Regions from separate parts of the Homo sapiens genome. Here region 1 is linked to region 2. A link is a contact called in ENCODE Hi-C or POLR2A ChIA-PET data. All regions are on one chromosome and are shown on one strand. Each heading gives the region's core, a stretch centred on a gene start or an enhancer-like site at or near the end of the contact. The rest is flanking DNA. Distances are from core to core; before and after follow the strand shown.

The links. Hi-C counts contacts between places; a loop is a spot of excess contacts on that map. ChIA-PET counts read pairs that join two places held with the same protein, here RNA polymerase II (POLR2A). Pooled maps may share reads with other maps.
Region 1: a loop to region 2 is called in a pooled map, with 2.3 times the contacts of the local background. The contact joins two enhancer-like sites. A Hi-C loop is called at or near these places in 1 of 168 maps with a recorded cell type or tissue (dorsolateral prefrontal cortex), 1 of 37 single-sample maps with no recorded cell type and 2 of 50 pooled maps. POLR2A ChIA-PET finds 5 or more read pairs at or near these places in 1 of 52 experiments (WTC11).

Annotation. Positions count from the first base shown.
Region 1 is chr3:61,355,793-61,362,396 of GRCh38, forward strand. All of the region lies in intron 3 of LOC105377114 (a long non-coding RNA gene), which reads right to left. Among named protein-coding and RNA genes, the nearest start is that of FHIT, 110 kb to the left of the region's middle. Within about 2 kb of position 2,804, at least 2 of the 41 ENCODE cell types and tissues checked have a DNase peak (open chromatin) inside an H3K27ac peak, as active enhancers do.
Region 2 is chr3:61,005,058-61,011,953 of GRCh38, forward strand. All of the region lies in intron 3 of FHIT (fragile histidine triad diadenosine triphosphatase), which reads right to left. Among named protein-coding and RNA genes, the nearest start is that of FHIT, 240 kb to the right of the region's middle. Within about 2 kb of position 4,179, at least 2 of the 41 ENCODE cell types and tissues checked have a DNase peak (open chromatin) inside an H3K27ac peak, as active enhancers do.

The sequences.
Region 1 (6,604 bases), core at 1,554-4,053, 350 kb after region 2:
AAGGACAGGCAGCCAATAATGGACTCCTACCCCTTTTCCCACCGCAGGTAGAAAGAAAGAGAAAAAAAAATACCCGGTTTCTCCTCTCCTCTCTCCCTTCAGTTGCCTTCCAGTGCCTTTCAATGGCCAAACCAGTCAAAAGTCACTTGGCAAGGGAGTCAGGGAAATGCCATTGGCAGGGCCCAGCTTCCTGGCCACCAAGCAGAGCAGGGGGAAGTGGGGAACAGGTCTGAGTGGAAACAGGCAGATGATGGGCACAGGATTAATAGTTATTTTAGAGTTGCTGTGGATTTGGAGTCAGAAATCCCTAACAAAACATGGGATAACAGCACAAATATAGTAAAAATGTCAGAGGCCACAGGAAAATAACATTATTGGGTGTCCCAGTGGGTGTTTGGAATAAAAGATCAGCCTGCCACACTCCAAAATACCCAAGTAATTTTCCTAAAATCCATCCACTTTCCTCTAGCTATAACTATCTAGTTTGAAAGATAATAAGCCCAAAATGTTTGTTCTTGTAACTGTACTCTTTAGACACCAATGTTCTCATAATTGAGGGAAAAATAATCCTAAATGTATTAGGTGTGTTTTCCTCAGTAATTCTTCTTCATGGGGATGGATTCTTTGTGATGTGTCTTCATTCATCAGTGAAAGCAATTGCCTGCACAGTCGTTTCCATGTACAGTACTCAGGTGATCTGAGTAGAAGTTGGCTGTGCTTCCTCTTTTAGATGGAGAAACAAACTTGAATAGCCCACTACAAGCTGGGTGCGGTGGCTCACACCTGTAATCTCAGCGCTTTGGGATGCCAAGGCAGGAGGATTGCCTGAAGGAAGGAGACCTGCCTGGGAAACATAGTGAGACTCCATCTCTAAAAAATATTGTTTTTTAAAAAAATTAGCTGGGTGCTAATTAATTAGGTGGTGTGCAAGCCTGTAGTCCCAGCTATGTGGGAGACTGAGGCACGTGGATTCCTTGAGCCCAGGAGGGTGACACTGCAATGATCTATGATCACACTGCTACCCTCCAACCTGGGTGAAAAAAAGAGCACTACAAAAATGTTATTTGAACAGGGGAAAAGGTCAACACTACTACAAATAGATGTTCCATGCCTAGAAGTCCCATGAATAGATGAATGCACAGAGAAGATCAACAGGCTTCAGAGGAACACTACACTGCATCAATGATGCTAATTTGGTGGCAACCCATGTGAAATTTCTGATACATTGGAAAGGGGCTGGCAGAAAGTTTCAGTTGGCAGACTCTGTGAAATTAACAACAAAGAATGATGAATGGAAGAACTTAAGTATTTTAAAGAATGCTTTCAAAGAATCCATTTTAATAAACAATCACTGTATTCATCAAAATTCTTATCCTTTTACTGTATTTTGGAAACCTATTTTTAAACCTGAGAGGATTAAATCAATATTTCTATAAAAATATTTTATAACTCAGCTTTGTTAGTATACTTCTCTCAATGGTATAGGAAGTTAGCTCTACACCGTATGAAGGAGTTTATGTACAAGACAAATGAAGCTATGTCTACTCTCTAAAGTGAATAACTTCTTTGATTGACAGTTTTTTCCTAATTAGCACAGCAAACTATAGCTGACCGTACTAGTGTCGGAAGCCCAGCACAATAAATTATCCTTCAATTGTCATTCAAAACAAAGTTCAAGAAAGAACTAAACATCAGGCAGCAGGGAAAAAACACACAGAGTACGCATGGTTTATTAATAATGTACGAGGATGGCCAGCACAGTACTTGAATGAGATGGGGGTGACAAAAGTCAATTAAAATCTTGAGACGGTTTTTTTGAGATATGGAATATTAATTAGAGAAAGCAACTGCAGAATTGCCTGGCAGAACCAGGCACACATTTGAAATCTTGTTTGTAGTTCAAGAAGCCATTTTTTAAAGAGTCCTTGAGAGACTGAAAAGATGCATCTAGAAAAAAAGCAATTAAAATAATTCGGAGCTGGAAGACGTTAGGTCAACTTGGCATGTGTAATGCAAAAGGATACAGTGGTCAGCACGGCGCTGCAGGAAACCTACTAGGACAGCTACTTCCGTGGGACTCTTTAGTGTTTTTATTTATATTTTTTTCTGACAAAGACCACTTTAAAAACACAAATGGGAGAAAGGCAGTTACAAGTGTGTAGTGTTGTGAACTATTATGAATCGCCTATTTCAAGCATAAGTGAAAGAAAAGCCATTTCTGCTCTGGTTAAACAAATCATATTTGTCTACAATAGGATTAGAGATGCAACAGACTGGAGAGTTTGGCTCTGTTTCTGGGACAGGGGAGATATCCATCTACCCTGAAAAAAAAAAATAACTAACATCTTTTGAGAGCCTTGTGTACCAGACACTATATAGTATGCTTTCTAATGGTTTATTTCCTACAGAAAGTATGCTACATGAAGGCAGGGAAATTTGCTGGTTTTGAACTATCATATCCTCCATGGCTGGCACATAGTAGGCACTCAACAAATATTTTACCAATGAAGGGTGCTTCTCTAATGGTTGGATTTGTTATGCCTGTTTTCCTCTTATAATGAAATATGATAAAAATTGGGGTTTACTTCCTCTTAGTGTTCATGCTCTTGTGCCCTTGAGGGCAAACTAGACCTAGTGGCCCACTTCTAATGAATAAAATATATGAAAATGATGGAATGTCACCACTGAGATTAGGTTAAAAAATGACTGGGAGTTCTGCCTGGCTGTCTGTTGCTCTCCCACTTGCTCTTTCTGATGGAAGCCAGCTGCCCTATGAAGAGGCTCATGTGCCAGGAAACTGAAAGAGGCCTCTGGCCAACAGCCAGTGAGGAACTGAGAGTCTCAGTCTGACGGCCCATGAGGAACTGGACCCTGACAACAACCATGCGAGAGAGGTCAGAAGACTCTCCAGCCCCAGTTGAACCTTGAGATTACTACAGCCCTGGCCATGTAATCTTGTGAGAGATCCTAAGCCAGAATTACCCATCCAATCTGTTCCTAGATTTCAGACACACAGAAACTATGAGATAATAAATATTTGTTGTTTTAAACTGCTAAACTTGAGGGTAATTTGTCATACAGCCAGAGATAACTAATATATACATCTACGTAAAAGTGTTTATTTTTAAGTTGTTGGGGTATTCTTTTTTCAAATGGCATTGTAATTTTCTACTTTCTGCTCTTACAGCATGTACTAGTGTTTTTCAAAAAATAACCCTGGTTTGGCAGTGTGGTAACAGCTGCTTCTTCCATGTCTAATGGATGGCAGTAACGTTTCAACTGAAAATTTATTTTCTCATTCTAAAGTGTTACCTTAGCATATTGACAGTAGGAGCCTTACACAGTTCCAGGAAAATCATAATTAAGTCAAAGTTCTAAAAAATACTTTAAAATCCATTAGATTTATTCAACACAGCATTCTACATGTCATAATGACACTAAGTGCTAAAATTAATCTCTAGACACCTTCCTATTGAAGTTAAATGGGCTCTCTTTATCTAGTTCCTTCTACAGCTCATGACATCTATATGTTGGGTTTTTATAATATATAGTAGCCAGACAAATAGCCATACAAATGAGTCCTGTGAATTCACACTAATTCATCATTTTGATCAAAACACAGTTAACCACTGGTTATCTGGCCCCCAAATTCCAGTGATATCTATACATTATACCTTATTTTTGCACTACCAATGTATAAACTCTTAAATTCTGTAAGATACATCTAATGCTATCGTGCAGCCAAAATAACTTATTCTTTGAAAGTTGAAGGGTCTTATGAGTTACCATTATGTATAGCAAGTATTATTCTAATCAATTAATGTGGACTTCTTATCATGTAGCTTTATCCTGGCCCTTTTTCTTGTCTTCCCCTAGACTGTAGGTCTTCTGTTCTACCACTGAAGAGGACCTGACATACAATGAATACTCAGATATATATATCTAATAAACTAATACATAAATTCTATGCTTGTTTTTTCATTCAAAGATACTTTAGCATGGTCCTAGCCCTCAAAGATGGATAAAGGAGAGGAAGAAATACACACATAATCATAATGGAAGACAGTAATAGTAATCATAATTACTTAAGAAAGTATGTCAAATGATACTGGGTATTTATTTTTAAATATGCAGATCCCTGGGCCCCAGCCTTCAACTGAACGTTTAATGTAACATTAAATGCTTACATTTAACTTGGCTTAAGAACCATGGACTAGATCAGAGGTTGGCAAACTTTTTCTATAAATGTCTAGGTAGAAAATGTTTTGGGCTTTGCAGACCAACATAATCTCTGCTGCAACTAAACTCTGCCATTGTAATGCAAAAGCTGCTGTAGTTAATACATAAATAAATGGATATGACCGTGTTCCAATAAAACTTTACAAATGGACATTGACATTTTAAGTTTTTAATTTCTTATAATTTTCACACATCATGAAATACTATTCTTCTTCTGATTTTTTCTCAACTATATAAAACTATAATAACCATTCTTGGCTTTTGAGGGGCACAAAACCAGACAGCTGGCCAGATTTGGCCTGCAGGCCATAGTTGGGCAGTCTTTGGCATAAATGAAAGAGCATGGACTCTGGAATCTTCTTGACCTGAGTTTGTATTCCAGCTCTGCTCTTTATTAGCTGGTGACTTGAGCAAGCTACTTACCCTATGAGAGCCTGTTTCTTTTTTACCCAAGACAAAGAGAGATTTCAGTTATACCTACTTCATCCATGAGGTGGCAAGACACTTGAAGACCAAAAAAAAAAAAAAAAAAAAAAAAGAGGGTGTGGGTACAGGCTAAAAAGCCTGTGTGCTAAAACAATAATCATGCTATTTGAACTACCATAGTAAACATGTTTTCTTTTTACATGCCAATCAGGGAACTAATTTGGACATGGATTTAATTAAATGCAGTTGGCTGCATCACTAATATACTCTCTCTCCATCATATTCTATTACACAGTAGTCACTTCGTTTTGGGATTTGTTATTGTAATGTGATGAGACCTCACCATAACGTGTCATGGAGTGCACCAGGCAGCATCTTTTATTTTTATATGACTAGGTTTTAATGGGATTTTACAATTTAGCTCTAGGATGTCTAGCCTGCCAAATCATTCAGCAAATGCTAAGAAAATTGTCTTAACTAGCATGCTGCAAGTAAATGCTTCGATTTAATACATCATAAAAATAATAAAAAGAGAAAAATAAAACAGATAGGAAAAAGGGAAAAAATCATTTTGGAGAAAAGCCTGGCTTTCTCCTGAATTAAGATTTTAGGAAACAAAGTTTACATTTTATTTTTGACAGATGTTATAGCTACTGTGATTATGATTTCCCAACACCAGCACCCAAAAGAAGACACATTTTTAGTTTAATCACATTTACTTTATACTGTGCCTGACAAGTGTTCATTCATCCAGCCTCATTTCAGCAACTTGTCTCTGAAAAAGGAAAGTCTTAAAAGAACAATGCCTTAACCCAAAAGAATGAACATCTAAATGATAGAATAAAATGCATTAAACTAGAGGCAAGTAACTAGCGGTGGGGGCAGTGGAGCAGCAGAGTTACATAGATAGAAAACAAACATACCTCTCTTATTTGCAGGACCCAGAGAAAGAATATAAATTGTGACCACATAACGTGTCAAATATTTAGAAGTTAGAAATCCATTTAAATCCCACTCAAGGCCTTGCAGTCAATATCTGAAAATAGTCCTCCAGCCTGAATGTTAAAAGCCTGCTAGACTGCTTGGTAGCACAAATATGCTGGGCAGGACAGGATAGAAGACGGACCTGGGCTCAGGCCCAGGACTTCTGGGTACTGACTGCACTAAAAACTGTTAGAACTCATAATCAAGTTCAGCACGGTTGCAAGATGCAAGATCAATATACAAAAATCAACTGTATTTCTAGACGTTAGTAATAATTCAAAACCAAATTCAAGAAAACAACTGCATTTATAATAGCACCGAAAAGAGTAAAATACTTAGACACAAATTTAATGAAAGAAATCCAAAATGAAAACTCTGATTTTGAAAACTTTTTTTTAAAGAACTCAAAGCCTAAATAAATAGACAAATATTCTATGTTCATGGATTGGAAGATTTAATATTATTAAGATGGCACTACTCCCCAAATTGATCTACAGATTCAACACAATTACTATGAGAATCCTAGCTAGATTTTTTAGCAGAAATTTGCAAGCTGATCCTAAAATTCATATGGAAGTGCAAGGGACCCCAAATAGCCAAAACAACCTTAAAAAAGGAAGAGCAAAGTTGAAGGATTCATACTTCCCAATTTCAAAACTAACTACAAAATTAGAGTAATCAAGACAATATAATATAAGTCTACATGGATAGATATAGATCAATGGAATAAAATTGATAATTCAGAAACAAAACCTCAAATTTATAGTCAATTAATTTTCCACAGTAGTGCCAAGACAATTCAATGGAAAACAGTAGTCTTTTCAACAAATGATGCTAAGATATTGACATACCAAAAAATGAGCCTTATTCTCTACCACACAGAACATTGAACTCAAATTGGATCATAGATCTAAATTTAAGAGGTAAAATTATAAAACTCTTAGAAGAAAACACA
Region 2 (6,896 bases), core at 2,929-5,428:
CAGAGTGCTAAGCATTTGCTATATATCCCATCTTATTTCATTCTCCCTAGAAAGAATGTGATAGGAATTATTAAGCTCTTAGGAAAGGTGAGTAAATGAAGCTCAGATATGTTGCCTATAATTATTGCTTATAATTAGGATCTCAGATCTGTCAAATTCCTAAGCTAATGACTTCTCCATTATTTTATGTAGATGGGCTACCTGTCCATATTAGATAATTTTATTTTTATCACGTTGAGGGGAATTAGAGAAAAACTTGCTAAAAGCTAAGCATCTAACTTAGGGCTTGCCACAGAAGAGATAGTCAGTAACTGCTATATATGATGATGAGGAGGAGCAGGATGATAATGATTGTGATGGTGATGGTGATGGTACTGGTGATGGTGATGGTGATGGTGACAATGATAATTATGGCAGCGGTGACAAATGATGGTGGTAATAGTGATGATAAGAACCACCCTACTTTAACCTAGGAGCAAAGAACTTCTGCAACAGACACGAAGAATTCCTTAAATAAGGTTTCAGTATATAGTTGAAGTAGTGGAACTGATAAATATTTGTTAATCCTGGTCCCTCAATCCAAGAAGAAGCTTTTTCAGAGCAGGCTGTGTGGTGCATGGCTGGGCCACTATGAATTTCGGTTTCCCTGTGTGTGAAACGCAATAATTATATATGTGGTGCCTAGAGCTGATGTGAAGAATGAAAGGAATGCATTTAGAACACTTGGAACAGCCTGGAGCACAGCGAACACTAGGTCAAGATAGCCACTTACTGTCGGGGAGGTTAGTTCCAACATGGCTGGGCTCTCAGCAAGTCTTCTTTTGAGGAAAGGACCCAGAAGTGGAAATGGCCCCTCTCCTTACTAGCTGTGTCCTCACCCACTCCACTCATCTACACAGTTTAGAATCTGAGGGTGAAAGAAGGAAGAGCAGGCAAGGGAAGGCAGCAGTGGAAAACAGCTCTTGGGTGGTAAGTAGGGAGCAGGAAGAGCAGTTACCACCATGCTTAAAACAAGGTTTTTAAAAAAAAAAAATTGCCTGAAGTCACATTTGAAAATAAAGAGCTTGGTAAACATGCTGATGGCAAAGAGAACTTGTAAAACAGTTTCACTTGAAAAAGGCCAAGGTTAATGGTATAATTTCAATTTTGAACCTTCTTTTAATATGGATTAGTGCTCTCAAATATGGGATTTGACATTAAGATGCCAAAAGAAGACTCAGAAGGTAACCTCAAGCAGTATTTTTTAAGGAAATTTCTTCCTTTTATCATTTGAACGCAGCTGAACAAAAACGTTATTAAAAATTATTCTGTCATAAAAACAGCAACATCAATGACCATAACAAATGCTAAAAAGCAAAATTATCCATGAAATTAAAAATATTTCACGAATCCAAGGTGAGAAATATTTTAGGGATGACACTTGGCACTTGAGATTTATGTAATGAGACATTACCAACTTTTATGTATAAAATTTCCTTTCTGAAAAAAAAGTATGAAAAATCAAAAGAAGGCACCAAAAAAGTCCCCCACTGATTTGGAAAACATATTCTTTTTTTTTTTTTTTTACAATTAACTGCATTTGGAGAACTGCATCACACTTTTAAATAAAATATACATAACACATTTTCTCTTTATAGAAAAACCTTTACAAACCCTTAAGTTTGCTGAATTACTGCTGAAAAAGTATTTTTGAAATAAAATATACAGAATGAATAAAGCATCTTTACTCCATTCTTCGGAAATTATCTAGATACAAATATATACATGGCTAAGTTCAAAAACTTACATAGTAGAAAGTTTAATAATTTGATCTATAATATTAAGCTGTTGATACTTTCGATTGGAAAGAAGGAGGGGAAATAGTGAAAGAAAAATTAACCACAGAATATATTCTTTGCAGTTTGAGATATAAAATGTTTTATCATTTACATTAATGTGCATAACATTTTAATATTAATTGTTGCCTCTTTCATCTTGCTGTCTTATTTTTTAAAAGCTTATCATAGAAAAGTCTCTATATGAAATTGTTCATCCAAACAGATAAAAAGTTGGAATTATAACTGGGCCAATGAAATGTTGTTGTTTTGTATTTTATTGCTTTGCTTCTTCTTTAGTAATCATCTTTGCAGTCTGTCTAAACAATTCTCTGTGCACTGACATTTGCAATAATGTGTTTACATCACAAAGTTAGACCCTGTCATTCGATGGAACAAGAGGCTGTATTTTGTAGCCCCCAGACACTCTGCATAACTTACTCCCTCTTTGGCCTGAGAGTGTAATCGTTTTTTCATCTGCCATGTTTAATTACCTTTACAGGCATTAACAACAGTTTACTAGAAATCGATGGAGGAGCAATAAATTCATTAGGTTCAGTGGAGGTAAGAAGTTTCATATTCTTTTTCTCAGGTGAATACCTATTTGAGAACTACTAACTTCATCTTCCATAAACCTAAAAAATATAATATATGATTTTCATCTGTCTACCAGTTCTTAATCTCCTACCAAAGATGGAGTCACAACACAAAATCAGGAGTCAATAGTTACAATGCTTTCTCACTCTGACACAAAATTGTGTAACTTGAAGGAAACGTGGGTTCCCTTATGCATGCAAATGCCCTATGCGACTACAGAATGTGTTCCCTACACTTCAGAAGCTGTTGATGTTCCACTCAGATCTCTGTAGGATCCCTTTTACCAGTTTGGTGTCCCATTCCTCCCTACAGGTGTTGCTGCCCATCTTCTCCAAAGAATTGCCCTTGAGTGACCAGAGCAACACCCAGAGGTTCTGGGGAGATATATCACTAAATTCGGCCCCCACCCAGGGTCCATAGCTAAAGACTGAATGGTGGGAAGGGAAGGTACAAAAGTCTACACTCCTGTCTCAAGGCAGAACTGACCCTGTAGTATGTTTCATGCTCCCAAGACTCCCCATGTGATCAGGTTAATTTCACCTGAAACCACAACCTTGGTAGCTTCTTCCACTTCCTTATACTAATTCCCTCACTCCCTTCCTGGTTTCTCCCAAGAGCCCTCTCTTACTAATCACCTGCACACCCATCTCCAGTTCTAGGGAATTCAACCAAAGACCCTGTAGAAGCAAACATTACAGAACAGACAGGCATACAAATGGTTTTCCAGTTTTTGCAGGTAATCAATATCTCAGCCATTTTAAAAGGTACTGTCCACAGTGTTTTATAAGCACAAGTTGGGGATGGAGGGGAATCACATGCCTGTTATGTAATTGTGTGAAAAGAAGTTCCTAAGATCTACAAAGTCACATCATTTGCAGAAGTCACTAACTGATTCCTGCTCCAGGGAAGGCTGCAGTTGGCAAGGGCTGCCCTTCTTGGCAGGTGTCAGGCAGGGCTCTGCACTACAATTCTCCCTGCATTGGGAGAACAAAAGGAGTCTGGGGCTAGGAAGAAAAAAAAAAATGACAAGCGAAGCATTAAACTACAAACAGCTCTTTGAAGCCTCCCTGATAGAGGTGGTTGTGTTTGTGCAACAGTTATTGGGTTGAGTCTAATAATGAAAGGACAGATCACCACTTACTCTGTGATGTCAGTAATGAAAGCTATCAAAACTAAGCCTGAGTGGGCCTGACTGTCACCCTGTAAATCTAACGTGGACAGCTTAATGAGGGAGGGACATTATCTTTTCTCACACTCCAATTTTACTCACATAAGAAATGTGGCCCACATTGGCAATTAACTTGAGAGATTAATTAAATCCAATAACAAGTTCAGTTCCCTCCATAGTGCATTCTGATATCATGTGAAGGCACCAACATGCTATGGGCACTTAGCACATGTTAAAAAATAATGGAACTAATTTGGGCTTTTTGTGTGTGTGTGTGTGCGGAAAACTGGCAGCTAACCGCCTCAGTAAATTAATTCCACAAACTGATACAGCTACTCGATAGTTCACACAGTCTTATTTCCAAACTCTGCTTTATTATCCTGAAACTCCCAAGAAACATTGCCCAATAATTGTGTTTCTTCCCTCAGCAATTTTACTCACCAGTAGTATTTAACATATTTTATTGGGCCCTCTGAAGAATAAGGAGGCAGCCATTCAGACAAAACATAAACTCTGCCCCAGCTTAAGAAGCAATAGACTGGGTCCCATTGTGTCTCTTTCAAAACAACGGCTGACACTGACAAGGAACAGGAAGAGCAGCAGGGGTGCAGGCATGAGCTTCACTTAGCGTCAGAAGGCCACGTGATATATGTTCTGGTTCTCTTTCTTTTGGGTTCCCTAATTCGTCCTTAGTTCCTGTTTTTGTGTTTTCTTCTCTGAAACGGTAAAGTGCTTTCCTCCACTACCATATATGAAATTTGATCTTAAGAAATAGGAGTCTTCAAATTTGACCAATTGGCCAAATGGTTATTAAACTGATGCCTTAGTGAAAGTCAATGAAATTGTTTTTTAACTGGTTGCTGTAAAATCATATTCCTATAATACAGATCAAATTCATATACTAGAGTTATTATATAGATACTACATAATAATAATGCCTACTCCTGCCCCACTGCTCCCAAATCAACCTACTCAAAGAAGTGCTTCCTAACAATCTCACTACCAAGGACTCCTTTTATTATGATTTGAGAATGGAGTACATGTTTGAAAATATTTCATCTATCCAAGATTAACGATTAATTCATTTCCTTTTTGGTATTATTAAGAAAAATACATATCCTGTCTGATGGAACTTCTAATAAATAAATAATGAAATTACAACATGAAGGTAACCTAATCTTTGACAAAAATGGGAAATATAATATTTGGGTAGCCTTTCATAGTTACTGTGGTTACAAATACCCTTTAGGAAATAACGAAAAGAGCTTGAAGGTTTCTTTTCTATTTTGGAGAGAATTCTATGACAAGGTGATATTTTAGACCTACCCTAATAGTCACTAGTGCAGAAGATTTACATTAACAATCTTTCATACAGCCAGAAGTTTCATCTACCTAAGTGGCACCTTGAAACTAGAAAGAGATGGTAAATAACAACAAGCCTCAATGTTCTAAGAATAATCACATCACCTGAAGCATGGTATCTCTGCGCATATCTTCAATTATTACCAAAAATGTCTATGCTATAAATATACTTGATGACAAAGCATTCCTACACTTGATTACCAAAAAAAAAAAAAGTAAATGGTAAACAACTGATTGAATTTATTGGATCTGGGGTGATCTTATATTTGTATCAAACTGTAAATACATTTAACTCAACTGATCCAATATTAGCCCATTAGTCCATATTTTCCACTTAGGGTATTATTGCAGACCTACTGATAATCATAATGGCTAACAATATTAAGCTCTTACAAAATGCTTTACATGCATTCATTCATTTATGTGACTCAACAATCCCATGTAATAAGTACTATTACCATTGTCATTTTACAGATGACAAAACTAATGTTTAGAAAGGTTAAGTAACATGCACAGCCACACAGCATCTGGGTTTATCTGCTGCTTGGTAAATCTGGACTAAACAACCAACAGGGATCAGGCTTGATATTCTGTTCCACCTGATGGCCAAGGAAGATACTGTGCAAATGCCTGCACATTTGTCCTTAGACTACAAGCTTTCTTTCAGTCCTGTCAGCATTGACACTGCCAATATTTTAAGAAATGTATTTAAAGTCCCTTCTGATATTTCTTATATCACCAGCTAAACTGCACACAAAATAAGTTAATTGGTTCTAAGGTTTACCTAAATATTTCTCATTGTAGCAGAATTGTGGAAGGAGAAGTAGATAATATCAAGAGTTGACTGTTCCATGTTTTATAGAAAGTAAGAGTCAGAAAAAATATAACCTAAATAATTCCATTGAACTCTCAGTATATGTAGGAGTAATGGCATAATGATATATTGTTGTTATAATTATAGGTAAAAGATAAATTCTTGGAAAATAATTTTAATTCACATTCTCTAACATGAGAAATTTCTCTTCACTTAAGGTAAACTTCGAATGTTTCCTTTCTTTCCACAAGGTGGAAATCTTGAAGTAATGGGCTACTGAAAAACCAGAGAAATTATATGCACTGACTTACTTATTCATTCTTAATTTTAGATTATAAAAGTTTTCTTGTGTAGCTTAGAGAATTTTCCAAATCCTTTATAACTGTGGTTGTGGAATTCCACAATGTTGAACCTGAATAGATTCCTATTTATGACAAGTTACAAATTTCATTGTAGAAACGTAGGTGCAAAAGACATAGATTCCAAAGATTTACCACTTTCAGTATCAAATAATTTACCTTTCATTTTTAGCTTGCTCTCACATAAAAATTGATCCAAAATGCTGTTTTAGGAAGAAACCAGCCCTCATAAATTCTTGATGAATCCAGATCACCAATATGAATATCAGTTATTGAAATCCTCAGAACATATATGAAGGGGATTAACACTAATCATCAACACACTAAATGGCCCTAACTTAGGCTGTTACGTACCTTCATTCTTCTGCTTTATACAGTCTATAACTGTATAAAGTCTTCCAACTGGAGTTCATGGAATCAGATATTCTTAAAAGAATACATTTCAAGATCCTCAACTTTTTTCCTAAAATTGATATGTCTGAAAATGTATCTGCAGTAAGGGTATCATGGGGATGACAATTTCTGTTTAAAGATCTCGCCTTTTCATCTGCAAACAATTGTCAAAGAATACATTGCTCCTGAGAAAAAAGTCCCATGAGAGCAAAGCAAAATGGGAATCTGTAAAAAATACAATGGCGATGGTGTCTTATTTCTCTCAGGAGCAGACTCACTGCAAACCTCCTCACCATATCAGCCAATCTATTTCAGACTGAGAACTCAGAAGTGAAATGACAGGCATGGGAAGGACCACAAGGAAGTTTAATTGAATGTGAAAACCCAAG